Regions from separate parts of the Homo sapiens genome. Here region 1 is linked to region 2. Evidence: read pairs that join two places in POLR2A ChIA-PET (ENCODE). Cell type or tissue: Panc1. All regions are shown on one strand. Links, peaks and the distances in the headings refer to the core of each region. The heading gives the core; the rest is flanking DNA. Region 1 overlaps KCNIP3 (potassium voltage-gated channel interacting protein 3). Region 2 overlaps PROM2 (prominin 2).

Region 1 (8,328 bases), core at 39-8,038, 66 kb before region 2:
AGATTTCTGTTTACTAGTGCATAGGATTGAACTGTGTCCCCTCAACTTCATCGTTGAAGTCTTAACCCCCAGTGTGACTGTATTTGGAGATAGGGTCCTTAGGAGGTAACCAAGGTTACGTGGGGTCACAAGGTTGGGCCCTTATCCCATAAGATTGGTAGCCTTATATGAAGAGTAAGAGAGGCCGGGTGTGGTGGCTCATGCCTGTAATCCCAGCACTTTGGGAGGCCGAGGTGGGCGGATCACCTGAGGTCGGGAGTTCGAGACCGGCCTGACCAACATGGAGAAACCCTGTCTCTACTAAAAATACAAAATTAGCCGGGCATAGTGGTGCATGCCTGTAATCCCAGCTACTCGGGAGGCTGAGGCAGGAGAATCGCTTGAACCCAGGAGGCGGAGCTTGCAGTGAGCTGAGATCACACCACTGCGCTCCAGCCTGGGTGACAGAGCAAGACTCCATCTCAAAAAAAAAAAGAAAAAAAAAAGGGTAGGAGAGACAGCTATGTCTGCCTCCACGTGCATGCAGCAAAAGGCCACATGAAGACAGAGCAAGAAGGCAGCCGTCAGCACACCAGGAAGACAGCCCTCACCAGAAACTGACCCTGCTGGCACCCTCTTCTCAGACTTTCTTTCCAGAGCTGGGAGAAAATACATTTCTGTTGTTTAAGTCCTTCAGTCTGTGTTATTTTGTTATGGCAGCCAGAGAAGACTAAGACATCTGGTATATTGTTGGTCTCTCCCTCTACAGGGTGACCGCAGCAGGGATTCGGGTCTCCTCGCTGCCGTACCCAGCCCTGGAACAGTGCCTGTGCATGGGAGGTGCTCTGGAATGCAGGCTGGGTAGGATCCTCCCAGCTATGTTTCCTAGGGTGAGTTTATGGAGTACTGGCGTGGGCTTTAATTTTAATGTCTCTAGGCAGAGCCTGCCTCCTGCAGATTGTCCCAGGCCCCAGCATTCCCTGATGTTTACACCTGTTGGGCACAGAGTGGGCAGGAGAATCAGAGAAAAAGAGATAATATTCCAAGACTCAGGTCCAGTGACAGCAGGTGAACTGGGGTCAAGGGCACCCGGGCATGGAGTCTAAGGTGAGCCAAGGCACATGTGGGCATGAGAGCTATCGAAGGGTCCAAAGCAGAGAAAGGGTTGTCTGATTTCCACTCCAGAATGGTCACTCTGGCCACAGGGTGTCACAGTGACGTGAAGAGAATGGAGTGAAGGGAACTGGCGGGAGGTGTCAGGAATGAAGAAGCCAGAGTTCCTAGCTGCTGACTTGACCAGGATGGGGCAGGCAGAGTCCAGAATGACTCCACATTTCTGACCTGGGAAACAGGGTGACTGCTGGTGTCATCCACCAAGACATGGAAGAAATTACCCAGAAATGGAAGAAAGGCAAGAAGATGGCTGCATGGCTTTTCAACGTAACATTAGAGCACTGTCTATAGGAAACTTGGGCTTTTTACTATTGATCAGCGCTCCAGCTCTGTGTGTTTAGATGTTAACTTGTAGAAGACTGCTCAGGGCAAAATTGTGATGCCAACGAACTCAGCCATTTCCCTTTCTACCTCTCCCCCAGCGTGGCTCTCTTCCTCCTTCTCCAGGGGCTAGTCCTGGGCCACCTCCTCCCCATCAAAGTCTCCATTTGCTGTGGTTTGAATGTTTGTCTCCTCCAAAACTCATGTTGAAATTTAGTCACCACTGTGACAGTATTAAGAGGTGGAACCTGTAAGAAGTGTTCAGGCCATGAGGGCCCCACCCTCACGAATGGACTAATACCATTATCACAGTGGTGGCTTTGCCCCCTCTTTCTCTCTCTCTCTCTCTGTCTCTCGCTCTCTCTCTCTCTGTCTGTCTGTCTGTTCTTCGCCATGGAATGATGATTCAGTAAGAAGGCCATCCCCAGATGCCAAGCCCTCGATCTTGGACTTCCCAGCCTCCAGAACTGCGAGCCAATACATATCTGTTCATTATAAATTACCCTGTTTGTGGTATTCTGCACAAAACAGCCTAAGACAGAAAACTGGTACTGAGAGTGGGTGTTGTTATAACAAATACTTAAAAATGTGAAAGTGGCTTTGGAACTGGGTAGTGAGTAGAGGCTGGAAGAGTCTGGAAGAGCAGACTAGAAAAAAGCCTGTCGCCATGAACAGAACATTAAGGGCTCAGAAGATGAGAAGAGCTGTAGGAAAAGTCTGAAACTTCCTGGAGATTAAAGTGGCTGTCATCAGAATGTTGGCAGAAATATGGATGGTGATGAGGTCTCAGAGGGAATTGAGGAATAAGGTATTGGAAACTGGAGAAAAGCCCATCCTTATAGTGAAAAGGAACTTGGCTGAATTGTGTCCACACCCAGTGGCTTTATGTTTATGGAAGGCAGAATTTTTTTTTTTTTTTTTTTTGAGACGGAGTCTCACACTGTTGCCCAGACTGGAGTATGGAAGGCAGAATTTAAGAGTGATGAACTGGGATACCCAGCAGAAGAAATTTCTAAGCAAAATATTGAGGTGCTGTGTGGTTTCTTTTAATATCATATAGTAAAATGAAAGAAGAAAGAAATGACTTAAAGACAGAATTTATCATGAAGGCATTTCAGGATATTCCAAGCTGCCCCTCTCATCACAGGCCCAGAGCTCTAGGAAGGGAGAATGGTTTTAGGGGATGGGCCAAGGGCCCCCTCCAAGGACCTGCTGCCCTGGACTACCTTTGGGACTCTGCTCCTCACATTCCACCACAGTGCTCCTTGGCTGCCCCAGCTGTGGCTCAAGTGGGCCTGGGTGTGGCTCAGGCCACGGCTCCAGAGGGCAAGCAGTAAGCCTTGGCAGCATCCATGTGGTGCTAATTCTGCAGGCACACAGAGTTCAAGAGCAGTGGAGGCGTGGCTGCCTCTGCCTGGATTTCAAAGGCTGGATCAGACAGACTGGGGGTCCAGGCAGAGACCTGTTGCAGAGGGAGAGCCACTCCAGAGAGTCCTTGCTAGGACAATGCCTTGTGGAGCCACAGGGGCTGGGCTGCCCTTGAGACTGCAGAGCTACCAGCGTGACCGGCTAGCAACATCAACCTGGGAGAGCTCCTGTGGCTGCCGAGCCCACCAAAGCCATGGGGGTGGGGGTGCCCAGGGCCCCAGTGTGTGATGTGGAGTCAAGGAACATTATTCCCGAGTCTCAAGATTTAATGTTGCTCTTCATGGTTGGTTTTGGACGTACTTGGGACCAGTTACCCCCTTTTTTCTTGCCGGTTTCTCCCTGAATGGAAATGTCTATCCCACAACTGTCTCACCGTTGTATTCTGGAAGCATGTAACTTGTTTAAATTTCACAGGCTCACAGCTGGAGAGGAATTTGCCTCAGGATGAATCATGCCTTGAGTCTCACCCATATCTGATTTAGATGAGACTCTGGGCTTATGAGTTGCTGCTGGAATGAGCTAAGACCTTTGGGAGCTATCAGGATGGAATGAATATATTTTGTATGTGAGAAGGACATGAATTTTCCAGGGGTGGGCTGGGCAGAATGCTACAGTTTGAATGTTTGTCCCCTCCAAAACTCATGTTGAAATTTAGTTGCCACTGCAACAGTATTAAGAGATGGGACCTTTTTTTAAAAAAAAAAATTTGTTTGGTTTTTGAAAGGGGGGTCTGACTGTGTTGCCCAGGCAGGTGTCCAACTCCTGATCTCAAGTGATCCTCCTACCTCAGCCTTCCACGTAGCTAGGACTACAGGTGCACAGCATCATGCTTGGCAAGAGGTGGGACCTTTAAGAAATGTTTAGTTTACGAGGGCTCTGCCCTCATGAATGAACTAGTGCCCTTACTGCAGAAGTGGGTTTGTTACCATGAGAGTAGTTTTGCCCCTCTTACTCTCTCTTGCTCCCTGTGCCCTTCAGCCATGTGATGCTTTCCGCCATGTTATGACACAGCAAGAGGGCCCTCGCCAGATGCCAGCCCCTCCGTCTTATACTTCCAAGCTTCCAGAACTGTAAACCAATACATTTCTGTACAATAGAATTACCCATTCTGTGGTATTCTGTTATAGCAGCAGAAAACAGGCTAATACACCGTTGATAGCCAGGGGGGCTGCAATCAAGTTTGAATTCCTCTATCCAACAAGCATTTTGCCAAAGGAGTAAAAGCATGAGGACTTTTTGATGTTTAAAAGTTGTACAGCAGCCTGACAGACTACAAGCAGGGCTTTCTTCCCAGTGTGTAAAAGTCTCAGTCCAGGTCCTGTCCCATACCCCATGTAGTCCTCTCTGTGCAAAAGCTCAGCAAAGTGTCTCCAAATCTTTAATTCACTAAGCTGAAATGCACCAGGTACTGGGCAAGAGGCACTTTTTCGCCACCCCATGGGTGAAGCCTGTGAAACCTCTCTGAGCTGCACCAGTACCTCTGCAAAGCCCCTCATAGGCCTCCTGCAGCTTGCCACATAGGAGAGAAGCAGAAGCAATGGAAGATTCTCTAAAAACCTCTCGAGCCTATGTCCCCTGACAGCTGTCACCCATCCTGTTCCCCTCTGTGGCAAAACTCCAAAGAGGTGCCATGTTCCCCGGCTCCCATCCCTCCTGAACACACTCCATTCAGATGCTCCCCCCACCAGTACTCCCCAAAGCTGCTGGTCAAGGTCCCCTTGGTGCACTGCAGCACATTCATGCCCCTGTGTGACACTGCGCACGGCCTGTGCCTGACACACACAGAAGCCAGGGGTGGACACAGCTGGCTCAGACAACAGCCAGCCAGTTCCAGCTCCAGCCACAGCAAGGCGAGGCCAGCAAGGCAGGGCACCAGGCTGGGGTGTGACTGGATCTGATATTTCCAAAAGTACACATGTGGTCACCAAGGGGAACACTCATGGCCTTCCTGACATAGATACTGCATTTCAATACTAATTTAATTTAATGATGGGAAGCCCTGGAATTCCTGCAGTCCTGGGTCCACTGAGAGCCTTGGTGTGGCCCTGCACTCATGACTTCACATGATACCCTCCTTAGTGACTGAGCACTGGGCAGGAAGGCTGCCTAATCCCCATAAGGCCTGTGGGGACCAGGGAAGAAAGCAGCCCTAACCACCGCCCCAGGGGTCCAGCCTCTAGACGACCGGAGCTCAGCTCCTCAGAGGCGCAGTTAGCCCTGGAATTGCCCACTGGTGCCTCTGGCTGACAGTCCATGAGGGCTTGGGGAAGAGGCAGGCAGGGCATCCAGCACACCATGAAATGGGGCTCCCTACCCCTGTCCCAGGCCGGGGATCTCAGCCTTCACTTAGTCTCTGCTGCTCAGGTCACTACTAAACCATAGGGTTCCACAGAAGGTCCAGGAACTGCCATGGGGTGAAGGGAGGCCTTTCGGGCAAGACTCCCTTTGAATCTGAGCTGAGCTGTCCCTTTTACCCATCAAGGGGCACTGGACTTGTAAGACTTATTGGAAAGTCTGTGGTGAGACTGCTGTGATGCTACCACCTGTGTCTAGGTATGTGACAGTAGAGCCGCTGACCTGGGGAGGGAGGGGCCTTGCCCAGGTTCCCAGCCTAGAGCAACATCAAGCATCCAGCTCCAGCCCACACTGTCTCCTGCAGAGGCCACCCACGCCGGCGAGCATGGCCCAGCAGTCCCTGGGCCAGCAGCCTCTGGGCTCCTGACCCTACAGGGCACGGGATGAAGAAAGCCCAACACAACCAAGTGTGGGCCACATGCATCTTCCCTTCCCACTAACTCCTAGGACACAGGTAGTGATGTGTAGCTGTGGGGGAATGTTGCCTGGGTCATTTCGGGCAAGAAGTAAAGCGAATGTACACTCCAAAAGTGCCTCCTCCTAGGCGTCATGCTACCTGACTTCAAACTATACTACAAGGCTACAGTAACCAAAACAGCATGGTACGGGTACCAAAATAGATATATAGACCAATGGAACAGAACAGAGGCCTCAGAAATAACACCACACATCTACAACCATCTGATCTTTGACAAACCTGACAAAAACAAGAAATGGGGAAACGATTCCCTATTTAATAAATGGTGCTGGGAAAACTGGCTAGCCATATGTAGAAAGCTGAAACTGGATCCCCTCCTGACACCTTATACAAAAATTAATTCAAGATGGATTAAAGACTTAAATGTTAGACCTAAAACCATAAAAACCCTAGAAGAAAACCTAGGCAATACCATTCAGGACATAGGCATGGGCGAGGACTTCATGACTAAAACACCAAAAGCAATAGCAACAAAAGTTAAAATAGACAAATGGGATCTAAGTAAACTAAAGAGCTTCTGCACGACAAAATAAACTACCATCAGAGTGAACAGACAACCTACAGAATGGGAGAAATTTTTTGCAATCTACCCATCGGGCAAAGGGCTGATATCCAGAATCTACAATGAACCCAAACAAATTTACAAGAAAAAAAAACAAACAACCCCATCAAAAAGTGGGCAAAGGATATGAACAGACACTTCTCAAAAGCAGACATCTATGCAGCCAACAGACACACGAAAAAATGCTCATCATCACTGGTCATCAGAGAAACGCAAATCAAAACCCCAATGAGATACCATCTCATGCCAGTTAGAATGGCGATCATTAAAAAGTCAGGAAACCACAGATGCTAGAGAGGATGTGGAGAAATAGGAACGCCTTTACACTGTTGGTAGGAGTGTAAATTAGTTCAAACATTGTGGAAGACAGTGTGGTGATTCCTCAGGGATCTAGAACTAGAATTACCATTTGACCCAGCAATCCCATTACTGGTTATATACCCAAAGGATTATAAATCATGCTGCTGTAAAGACACATGCACACGTATGTTTATAGCAGCACTATTCACAATAGCAAAGACTCGGAACCAACCCAAATGTCCATCAATGATAGACTGGATTAAGAAAATGTGGCACATATACACCATGGAATACTATGCAGCCATAAAAAAGGATGAGTTCATGTCCTTTGCAGGGACATGGATGAAGCTGGAAACCATCGTTCTCAGCAAACTATCACAAGGACAGAAAACCAAACACCGCATGTTCTCACTCACAGGTGGGAACTGAACAATGAGATCACTTGGACACAGGGCGGGGAACATTACACATCAGGGCCTGTTGGAGGCTGGGGGGCTGGAGGAGGGATAGCATTAGGCGAAATACCTAATGTAAATGATGAGTTGATGAGTGCAGCAAACCAACATGACACATGTATACCTATGTATCAAACCTGCACATTGTGCACATGTACCCTACAGCTTAAAGTATAATAATAATAATAATTAAAAAAGAAAGAAAGCGCCTCCTCCATGCCAGACGCTGCCTTACAAGCTCTGTGCACACTCACACATGCAGTCTCCACACCAGCTCAGGGCAGTGGGTCCTCTCACTGTGGACTTGGACCAGGGCAGCTGCCTCCACTTTGGGCTCCTGACACCTGTCCTGTAAGAGGCTGGGACACACACAACCATCTCCGGTGGTCCCCAAGGCCCTGCAGCTGTGGATGCATTCAGGGCAGGTGTGCCGGTGTTCAGAAAGGTCCTGACTCTGCCGCTCCCCGGCCCTCAGTTTCCTCGTCGATGAAACGAGCCTGCTCATGAGGACAAGATTGGGATATGCATAAAGTGCCCCCAAAGAGAGAGCATTCTCTAGAGGCTGGTTCCTATCACTGTCATCAGCATCCCAGATCTGGAAAGCCTGCTCAAGGAGCTGCACAAGACCTGAGGGACTGGCAGTTTACAAAGGGCACCAGACCCAGCCAGGGAACAGAGCACCCAGCACACCCACAGCATCACCACTGGCCCCAGCAAAGGTGGGAGAGGGTGTTGGGGGAAAGGAGAGCAAGAGAACGAGCAGGAAGGATCACAATGGCCCCTTGGGCCTGCTCCAAGCCAAGAGGTAGCTGCAGACCCAACAGGCCCCAAGGTCACCTTTGTAAGACCAGGCCCCTGGTAGTCCCCTTGGCCCCGCAGTTAGAGACGCTTTCAGGGCAAGTGCGCAGAGGGCATGTGCAGTGTTTGGGGTCACCTCCCAGGATGGAGGAGCAAGGGCAGTGGGCCAGACCCTGCACATCCTGGTTCTAGACATTCTCCTCTTCCCCATCACACCTCACACCTCTGCTGTCCCCAGACCCACAACCCAGTCTCCCTGCCTCCGCCCCAGCCAGAGGGACCCTCCCTGCAGAGGGCACCGTCCCAGAGCTACTGTAAAGGTAGGGCCAAGACTCCATGTTACCTGTGCTGCCTGGCATAAAACGCATGTCCAATAAGTGCGTGCTATGGTGGCATATAACTTACATTTACTGAACACCCGATGCTTGCCAGGCAGTGTTGGGCATACCGTGAGGCCCTAAGTATAGAGACACACGCCC
Region 2 (8,328 bases), core at 297-8,296:
AAGTGGGGAGGAGCAGCAGTTGAACCCAGAGTGCCCAGGAGGGACTGTGGAAGTGGAAAAGGAAGGGATCATTCCTGGAGGTATTTTCCAGAACAAGCCAGGACACCCCCACTGCCCCAGTCCCGCCTGCCACTCTTCACAGACACAGGACAGTGCCACCCTTATGATGATCTCAGCCCAAGGGGCCCCCAGGACAGCAGGGAGCCACTGCACCCAGCATCTGAAGCGTCCTCTCTCAGGGTCCTGGCCTGAGGTGCTGGTCTGCAAGGTGCTGGTCTGGGGCTCACATCCTAGAAACAGCAACAGCCACCAGGGCTACATCAGCAGGGTGACACTCAGGGTCCTTCCACCTCTTTCATCTGTCCCTTATTAACTACCTCCCATTCACCCATCCGAGGGCCTCGAAGCACGGGTGTCTCCCCAAAGCATGACCTGCTCATGCTCTCCAGCTGTGCTGGGTCCCCTCCCAGCTCCCAAGTCAGGATGCATCCAGGGTGGCTGAGGACCTGACGGGATCTCCTGGGGTGTGAGGGTGAAGGATGGGGCCGAGGGCTCCCAGGCATCCCTGAGAGAGGGGGCTGTGTCCTGTCCCTTGGGCGGGCAGCTCCTGGGCATTTGCTTGGCCCCCAAGCAAACCACTCAGGAGCCAGGTGCCTGAAACCTTTGCCAAGTTTCCCTTTTTGGAGCCCAGAGGAGCCAGCCTGTGCCAGTAGTTCCCATGGAGACGAAGCCCTAGGATGCCTCCCTCCTTTGCAGCCTGCACAATTGTGCTTGCATGCCCTTTTCCTTTTTTTTTTTTTTTTTTTTTGAGCCAACCAATTACCTCCAACTTTCAGATCCTCAGGGGAAGAAAATAGCCTGGAGCTGTCGACCCACCGAGGCAAGGAGGACTGTTTCCAGAGGGGAGGTGGCAGCCCAGGTGTCTGGCCCTGTGCGACTTCAGAACAGGCTGGACTTCACACTGGGGAAGGGGCTCGGCAGAGCCCGGAGGACTCCCTAGCTGCCCCCGCCCCACCCACACTGCACCCTAGGAAGTGGAGGGAGGCAAGCGCCTTCATGGCTGCCAGCTCAGGGCCGGCATCCTGGGAGCTCATCTGCTTTTTTTTTTTTTTTTTTTTTTTTTGAGACAGGGTCTCACTCTCTCACCCAGGCTGGAGTACAGTGGTATGATCATGGCTCACTGCAGCCTTGACCTCCCAGGCTCAAGCAATCCTCCTATTTCAGCCTCCCAAGTAGCTGGGACTACAAGGCTCATGCCACCATGCACGGCTAATTTTTGTATTTTTTCGTAGAGATGGGGTCTCACTATGTTGCCCAGGCTGGTCTCAAAGTCTGGGGCTCAAGTGATCCACCTGCCTCTGCCTCCCAAAGTGCTGGAGTTCCAGGCATGAGCCACCGTGCCCAGCCCCATCCTCCTTTCACTGCCTGAGACAGTCCTGCCCTCCTGACTCTGAGCAAGCCTCGCCTCCGCAAGCAGGGACGCATTGAGCATTTTGAGTCCTCATAGTGACCTTGGGAGAAAAGTGTAATTATCTCACTCTACAGATGATAATGGTGAGACCCAGAAAAGCTAAAAGACTGGCCCAAGTCACAGGCTAGGGAGTGGTAAAGCCAGGTCCCAAAGCCTGTTGCCTTCTTCCTAGAGTGAGCACCGTGGATGCTGAGATCCCGCTGGCGGTTCTATGCCCACGGCTTACACAGCAGCTTGGAAACTTGGTGACTGCACTGCCGTGATGGGCTGGTCTTCCTGACGGCCTGGCCGGAGGAGTCAGGAGCAGAGGAACCCACTCATCACAGCAGCACCCCCAAGAGCTGCTCGCCCCTGCTTGGCACACTCGCTGACATCCCACACTCAGATGCGCTGTCCTCGGAGTTCACCAGCCGTGACACCGCGGGCCTGGGACAACTGCCCTGCTCTGCTGGACCCACCGGCTGTTCGGGCCTTGCGAACCTCCCACTGCAGCTAGCACCTGGGTGGACACCCCTCATACAGATGTGGGGCGTATGTGACCCTGCCACCACACCCCCCTTCCTCAGTGGCCTATCCAGGGCCCCAAGTGCTTCCAGCTGGGTCCCTCCCCTGGGCCTGTGGGGAACACAGGAATGAGAAGGGGAGGAGAAAGGGGGCTGGACTCCCACATGGGCCTCAGAGGCGGACCTGTTGTGGGCACACGGGCATCTGCAGACTTCCCAGAGACGGCCTTGGCAATTCCCAGTATTCTCTGCGGTATATCAGACCCACAGAAGGTTAAGGAGGCTGTGGAAGGACCTGGTCTTGTCCACTAGGAACGCTTCAGCCCTGTGTTTCCCACTGTGGTTTCCTCACATAGGGGCTGTGGGGAGAAACTGAGGCTGGGGGGAGTTTGGAAGTGGGAAAGGAAGGGATGATTTCAAGCCCGGATGAAGGTCGGGTTTTCTCTCGTCACAGTGTTTCAGGAGGCAGTCGTGGGCTGTTTCAGCTGACCAGGGCCTTCATTCTTGTCCTTCCCCGGGCGAGCGGCTCATGGTGCTCATGCCCACAGGTCTTGGGGGCCTCTGCGCCTTCCTCCATTGTTGCTCATGATCCCACATTCCAGGCCCAAATTCAAGTCCCTCCTCCCCAGGCCTCCAAACGCAACTCTGTGGAGCCCCAGCCCAGGGCTCTTTTCCTTAGGCCCTATTTTTTGTTGGGCCCTGGCTGAGGGGTACAGGGGGAGAGAGAGAGAGCTGAGGGGTACAGGGGGGAGAGAGAGAGAGAGACAGAGAGAGAGAGAGAAAGCCTCGCCAGCTGGGTGCATCTTGGTAAGAAAATACAAATGGTCCTCATCACTTCACATCACAAAACACAGGCTCAGCCCCCATCGAAGCCCATGCCATCATCAACTCTCCTGCTCCCCACCCAGCTCAGGCCTGGGGGTGGCAGCTTGGGGCAGGCAGTGGGCATGGCAGCCTCTGGCTGAGCTGCGCTCTGGGTTTGCAGAGGTTGAGAGCTGTCCCTCTTTCTCTGTGGGCTCCTCCAAGGGTCCTAAGAGCCTGGCCCCATGGTCCCCTGACTAGAGTGTTTCACATGGGCCTCAGGGGACCCATAAGCCCCCAATACTTAGTGGCAGCTCTGCCTCCTCTTGGCTGAGGTCGGTTCACTCTCTGGGCAGCCTCCTTCGACTGGACCTAGGAGACTCCATGCTGTCTCTCACAGGAGGCCCTCACCTGGGCCGCCAGCCCTCTCCTTAGCTCCGCCTTCAATGCAGCCAGCCTGACTGCCCTCTAGACTTTGCAGTGGGTGAGGCATCAGTCCAAGGGATTTATTAAACTGCAGGGGACACGGTGAAGCTCTCTGGCGGCTTTCTTTAAAGCCCCTTTCCTTGCAGCTTGAAGTGAAGAGAGGGCGGCCGACCGCACCCCTTGGACTCAGCTCGCCTCTCTGAAACCTCCCTCCTCTAACCTCAGCGCCTGACTCCTTGGCTCCCACTCCAGCCCTTAGTGTGGGTAGGGGCTCAGCCACCTCTTCCCTAAATTCTGCTTCACTCGTGGGCAGAAGCCAAGGGCTCGGACGGGGCCCCACCCTCTGCACACCCCCTCCATCCCTCCTCATCCGAGCTGCAGTTCTCGGTCAGCATTTGTAAGACGGATGAGTGTGGACCACCCCAGGACGGGCACACCCAGCATATGCTAGGAAGGGCTGGGACCACGGAGAAGGAGCTTTATTCCGGCAGCATGTGCTGTGTGCACCAGGTTGGCCACTAGCCTCCTGGTTCAGCTCCTGGCACTCAGGCTAGAAGCGATGGACGACTCTGGCTCAGGGAGAGTAGGGAAGGGGGATGCTGTCCACATCCGCCCAGATCAGGGCCTCAGGCTGATTCCAGAAGACTCAGATGTGGCCTGAGTGGCACTGTTCTCGGCTGATTCATTCGGATGAGCGTTGCCCTTTCCACTCCGCCCACATCCAGTCTGTGTGCCTGAGCTTTCTCAACTGTCAGGCAGGTAAATAACAATGCCTGCCTCCCAGTTAATTCATGGAAAGTGCTTCCTGACTTATGCTCAGAACTCCGTAAATAAATGTTAACTCACATTGTTTGTCCCTTCAGGTAGTTGGGCAGGCTCTTGCCCCAGCCACTTGGCTCTCCCTTTGTACACCTCAAGCCAGCTGGAGCTGCCCTGAGCAGCCACCTGGGACCTTAGACACCTTGGCCCATCTGGCATTTGTTTGGCAGAATCTACCATGAGGCCTTCTGTTGGGTGGCCAGGTTGAAGGGTCTGGAAGAACTCCTAGCACCCCCAATCTGTCATCCCTGCCACAGGGACAGTAAGGACACTTGGTTCAAGTCACCTTGGAGATAGGGCCTCGCTCCCACATGCCCACAGGGAATGGGAACTGGCATTGCCTCCAGGAAGAAACCTCCAGGGCCACCAGGACCAGGGGACCTGCTTCCAAAGCCTGGCTGGGCTTCAACTTCTGAGACCCTGAACCAGCTATGTAACTTCCTGGAGCTTCCTCTGCTCAACCAGATGATAATTTGCTCCCTCAGAGACAGTCATGGGCCAGAAGAGAGAGATTGTGACCTCGAAGGGGCTTTGTTTCACATATAAAGTAGCATTAGCATTTTAGGATTCCAGCATTTTAAAAGCCAGAGAAATCGGTAATTTATTTTTCTCTGTGGCTATTTCTTTCTCTCTGCCAACTGCCGAGTGCCACCCCATCCCCGGGTAACCAGTATTACCGTGCTGCTCTCTAAACAAAACTCCTTTCAAAAGACAATGTTCAATTAGCTGGGCCACAGTTTCTGAACACTAAATTCAAAGAGTGGCAGCCTTTTCCCAATATATAATGGGAACGTCAAAGTCAGTTTTTTAGGACTACTTCTAATAACTGTGGACTGGGTAATTTGGACCAAATTCCCAGTTCAGGACAACTTAAAAAGCTGCTCAAAATTTGCGTGTGTGTGTGGGGCGGGGGAGGACATTTTGAACAGCTTTTAAAGTTATATATATATATATTTAATAAATATATGTACGTATATATATATATTTAATAAATATATGTACGTATATATATATATTTAAGTCTAATTGAGAGTATTGGGCAGGAAACAAAGCAGTGAAGAATTACAAGGCCAAGATCTGGGAAAAGAAGGCAACTCAGAGACATATGCATGGCATCTGGGACTACGTTTTCTGTAGGGGGTCTGCTGATTCTAGAAGACACTGCAAAGCCCACCAACAGGAAGGCTACCTGGCAAATGTTTCATGCTTTGGGTTGGAGCCCCAGTGGGCTTCACCCTATGAATATGAATGAAACAGAAGTAGGTCAGCCCTTAAAGTGACTCAAATCCTCTCATCCCCTACAAGTAGATGAAAGAGATCTGGCTCACTGCATCCCCAGCCACCTGCCAGATGTAAACATAATCCTCATAGAGGAAGATAACTCCATCCTAGACCTGAAATTACTTGTACTCAATTAAAACATTGCCAAGTATGGGAGGAGACAGGACAAAACTAACAAAAAACAAGAGAAACAACAGGCACTAGAAACAGACTCATGGAGGCTCCATATAAGGGACTAACTGAACTTTAAAATAACTATGCTTAATATGTTCAAATATATAAAAGATAAAATAGGTAATTTTGAAAGAGAACTGAAAATATTTTAAAAATGGTTTCTATTCCATTTGTAATGCCATCAATTTTATTTTTGAAATGCAAGGGTGCTACTTCCCCCAGGTAGGTCAACAGATGAGTAACAAGCAAAAAAAAAACCTCTAGGAAAAGCAAAAAGAGGCAGTCATGCTACATTCAAGCATGCTCATCTGACAGTGATAATAATACATTGTGTATGCACCATTCTAATTCCCAGTAGAAAACTTGTTGCTGGTTTATAAGATGCAGTTAAACATAGACACTTCCAGCCTGGGCAACATGGCAAAACCCCGTCTCTACAAAAAATACAAAAATTAGCCAGGCATAGTGGCACACACCTGTAGTCCCAGCTACTCGGGAGGCTGAGGCATGAGAATCGCTTGAGCCCAGGAGGTGGAGGTTGCAGTGAGCCAAGACTGCACCACTACACTCCAGCCTGGGTGACAGAGCGAGACCCTGTCTCAAAACAAACAAACAAACAAAAACAAACAACACAGACACTCCCTGAAACCCAGCAGACCACAATCTTAAAGGAATTTCTGCCTTTGAATAGAGGCCTGCCTCCCTCTTCCCTCGTACATGCCCGGATGCTAGCTCTACCCCCGGCCCAGAGCAGTCATGGCAAACAACAACAACGACAATAATAATAGGCAGCTTCCATCCACTGAGCATTTGTTTTGTGCCAGGCCACTGCTAAGGGCTTTCCACAAATTATCACATTTGATTTTCACAACCCTTTGAGGAGGCTGTGACTATTCTCCCCATCTCATAAATGGAGAAGCTGAGCGAACAAGCATCACAGCCAGGCTGTGAGTCCAGGTCTGCCTGCTCCTGACAGCAGGCTCCCAGGCTGGGACCCACTCCCTACCTGCAGATTGCTGGAATAATCCCTGGATGCCTGCAGCCAGAGGTGACCTTAGAACTCTCCTCTCCATAAACACTCATTAAACACCAACTATGTACAGGGTCCCAGCCTAGGAAACCTGGTTTTAAGGACCCAGAACCAAGTCTCAGGGAAGTGAGAACACTTTAATGGATCTGAGGTCTGTCCATCTCTTCTCTCTCCTCTTCCTCATTTCTGGAACGCAGTGTCCAGCACTCAGGGCTGACACAGGGATGGGCTGGGGATGACCCTAGGCCACATGCGCAGGATAAAAGGGGCCGTGCAAAATCCTGTTCTGGCCACCAGATCACTCCTAAGAAAGTTGGGTGGGGGCTGTGGAAGATGCTTCCTTCTGAAGAGGTAAGGGCAAGCCCCCACTGTGGCCCAGGTCCCAGGTCCCTTCCTTGGGAGCCAGCACTCAGAGAGAAGCTAAGTGCTGGTACCCCCATTTCTAACTTGGGTGCAGGCAGGGAGGCTCGGCCTTCAGACAGGCCTCCCTCACCCCACTGGACACCAATAAATCCTGGATGAGATCTGCAGAGGGCCCAAGGCCCTGGGGCAGTGGAGGGCTCAGAGGCCATGAGGCAGGGCCTGCAGCCAGCCCAGACCTAGGCCATGGTGGCCCCTGCCTGATTAGTGGCGTTACCTGAGTGGTTTGGTTGGGCAGGGTGGTCTCTGGGGCCAGCAAGGTAGCAGTGGAGATATGGTGAAGAGGGGACTAAGGGAGGAAGCAAAGGGCCAGGAAGGGCATAAGAGGGAAGTGGGGGCCAGGGGGGAGGCCAGATGAGGACGGTGTGGGGGGCGAGGGGCTCAGAGAGGGGCAGGGGGAGGCTTGGCAGGGGGAGGCTTGGCAGGGGGAAGACACACGGGAAGGGGAGTGGGGTTGGACGAGGCCTCTGTCCCACCCCAGGGTCCAGGCTCCAGCAGGTGGAGAACAGGCTCTTCCTGTGAGGATGCCACCAGCATGGGGGTAAGGGGTGACACCTGGAGGGACTTGCTGGCTCTGCAGCTGCACAGAAGTCCCATGTGATTCTGAGCGTGAATGATGGGGGTCGTGAGCAGAAAGGGGTGGAAAGGAGCAGGCAAGGTGGGGCCAGGTAAGCCGGAACTGGGGACAGTCCAGGCCTGGATGCCAGCCTGGGCTCTGGGGCAAGAGCTACCGAAGTCCTGTGGCCCAGGCTAAATCAAAGGGGAGGACAGGCAGCCTCAGGGTCACCTCACCCTGTCAGGGATTAAGAAGGAAACGGGTGAAGGGGAGGGAGGGGAGAACAGGGCTGTCAGCCCCACTGCTGGATGGGCCACACCCAATACCCAGACTCCACCATGTCCCCAAGCCTTCCTGCCCTCCTAGGCCCTGGAAACCCCAGACCCCAGCCCCTCCCCACCCCACTCCCTTAATCCCTGGCAGGGAGCAATTAAGCGAGTTGGGGAAAACTCACCCACAAGGCCCTACAGCTTCAGGGAGGTAACCCGGGGGATGTGGAAGAGCTGAGTCTCCTCAGAGCTGGTGGAGCTGCAGTGTCAAAGACAGAGAGTGAGCATACCCTTCCCCCCAGACCCTCAGCCCTGACACAGGGACAAACCCAGAGCCCTGAGGGTTTCTCCTCGGAAGCCCTGTGGGGGATGGGAAGGGTCCCACGAAGCTGCGCCCAAATGGATGCAGCAAGAAGGGTAAGGGGCAGACATACGGGAGAACTTCCTGGCTTTGGAGCTCCTCAGAGTGTGGCTCTTCAGGGCTCGCTCATGAGCCTCCTCTGCCTGGGAGGTCTCAGGAGGGGCTGTGACAGGGGACCCTGGCGGCTGAAAGGACACCTCCCTGGCCCCTGATGCTG

Evidence for each region. Peaks named below come from ENCODE experiments on the same cell type or tissue, not always from the same donor. Only the 100,000 strongest peaks of a DNase experiment are listed, where the experiment ranks them.
Region 1: POLR2A ChIA-PET joins it to region 2 with 11 read pairs; 4 of 35 experiments call an interaction of 5 or more read pairs at or near these places.

The regions. Positions count from the first base shown.
Region 1 is chr2:95,354,260-95,362,587 of GRCh38, reverse strand. The region is part of intron 2 of KCNIP3 (potassium voltage-gated channel interacting protein 3); the gene reads right to left. Among named protein-coding and RNA genes, the nearest start is that of FAHD2A, 44 kb to the left of the region's middle. In Panc1, for the core only: no CTCF peak of the experiment used is centred there; a DNase peak (open chromatin) is centred at 3,352.
Region 2 is chr2:95,288,614-95,296,941 of GRCh38, reverse strand. PROM2 (prominin 2) reads right to left here. Exons shown (of 24, transcript NM_001165978.3): 23 at 7,936-8,009; 24 at 5,640-7,718. The coding sequence ends at 7,946. Among named protein-coding and RNA genes, the nearest start is that of KCNIP3, 4.6 kb to the left of the region's middle. In Panc1, for the core only: no CTCF peak of the experiment used is centred there; no DNase peak of the experiment used is centred there.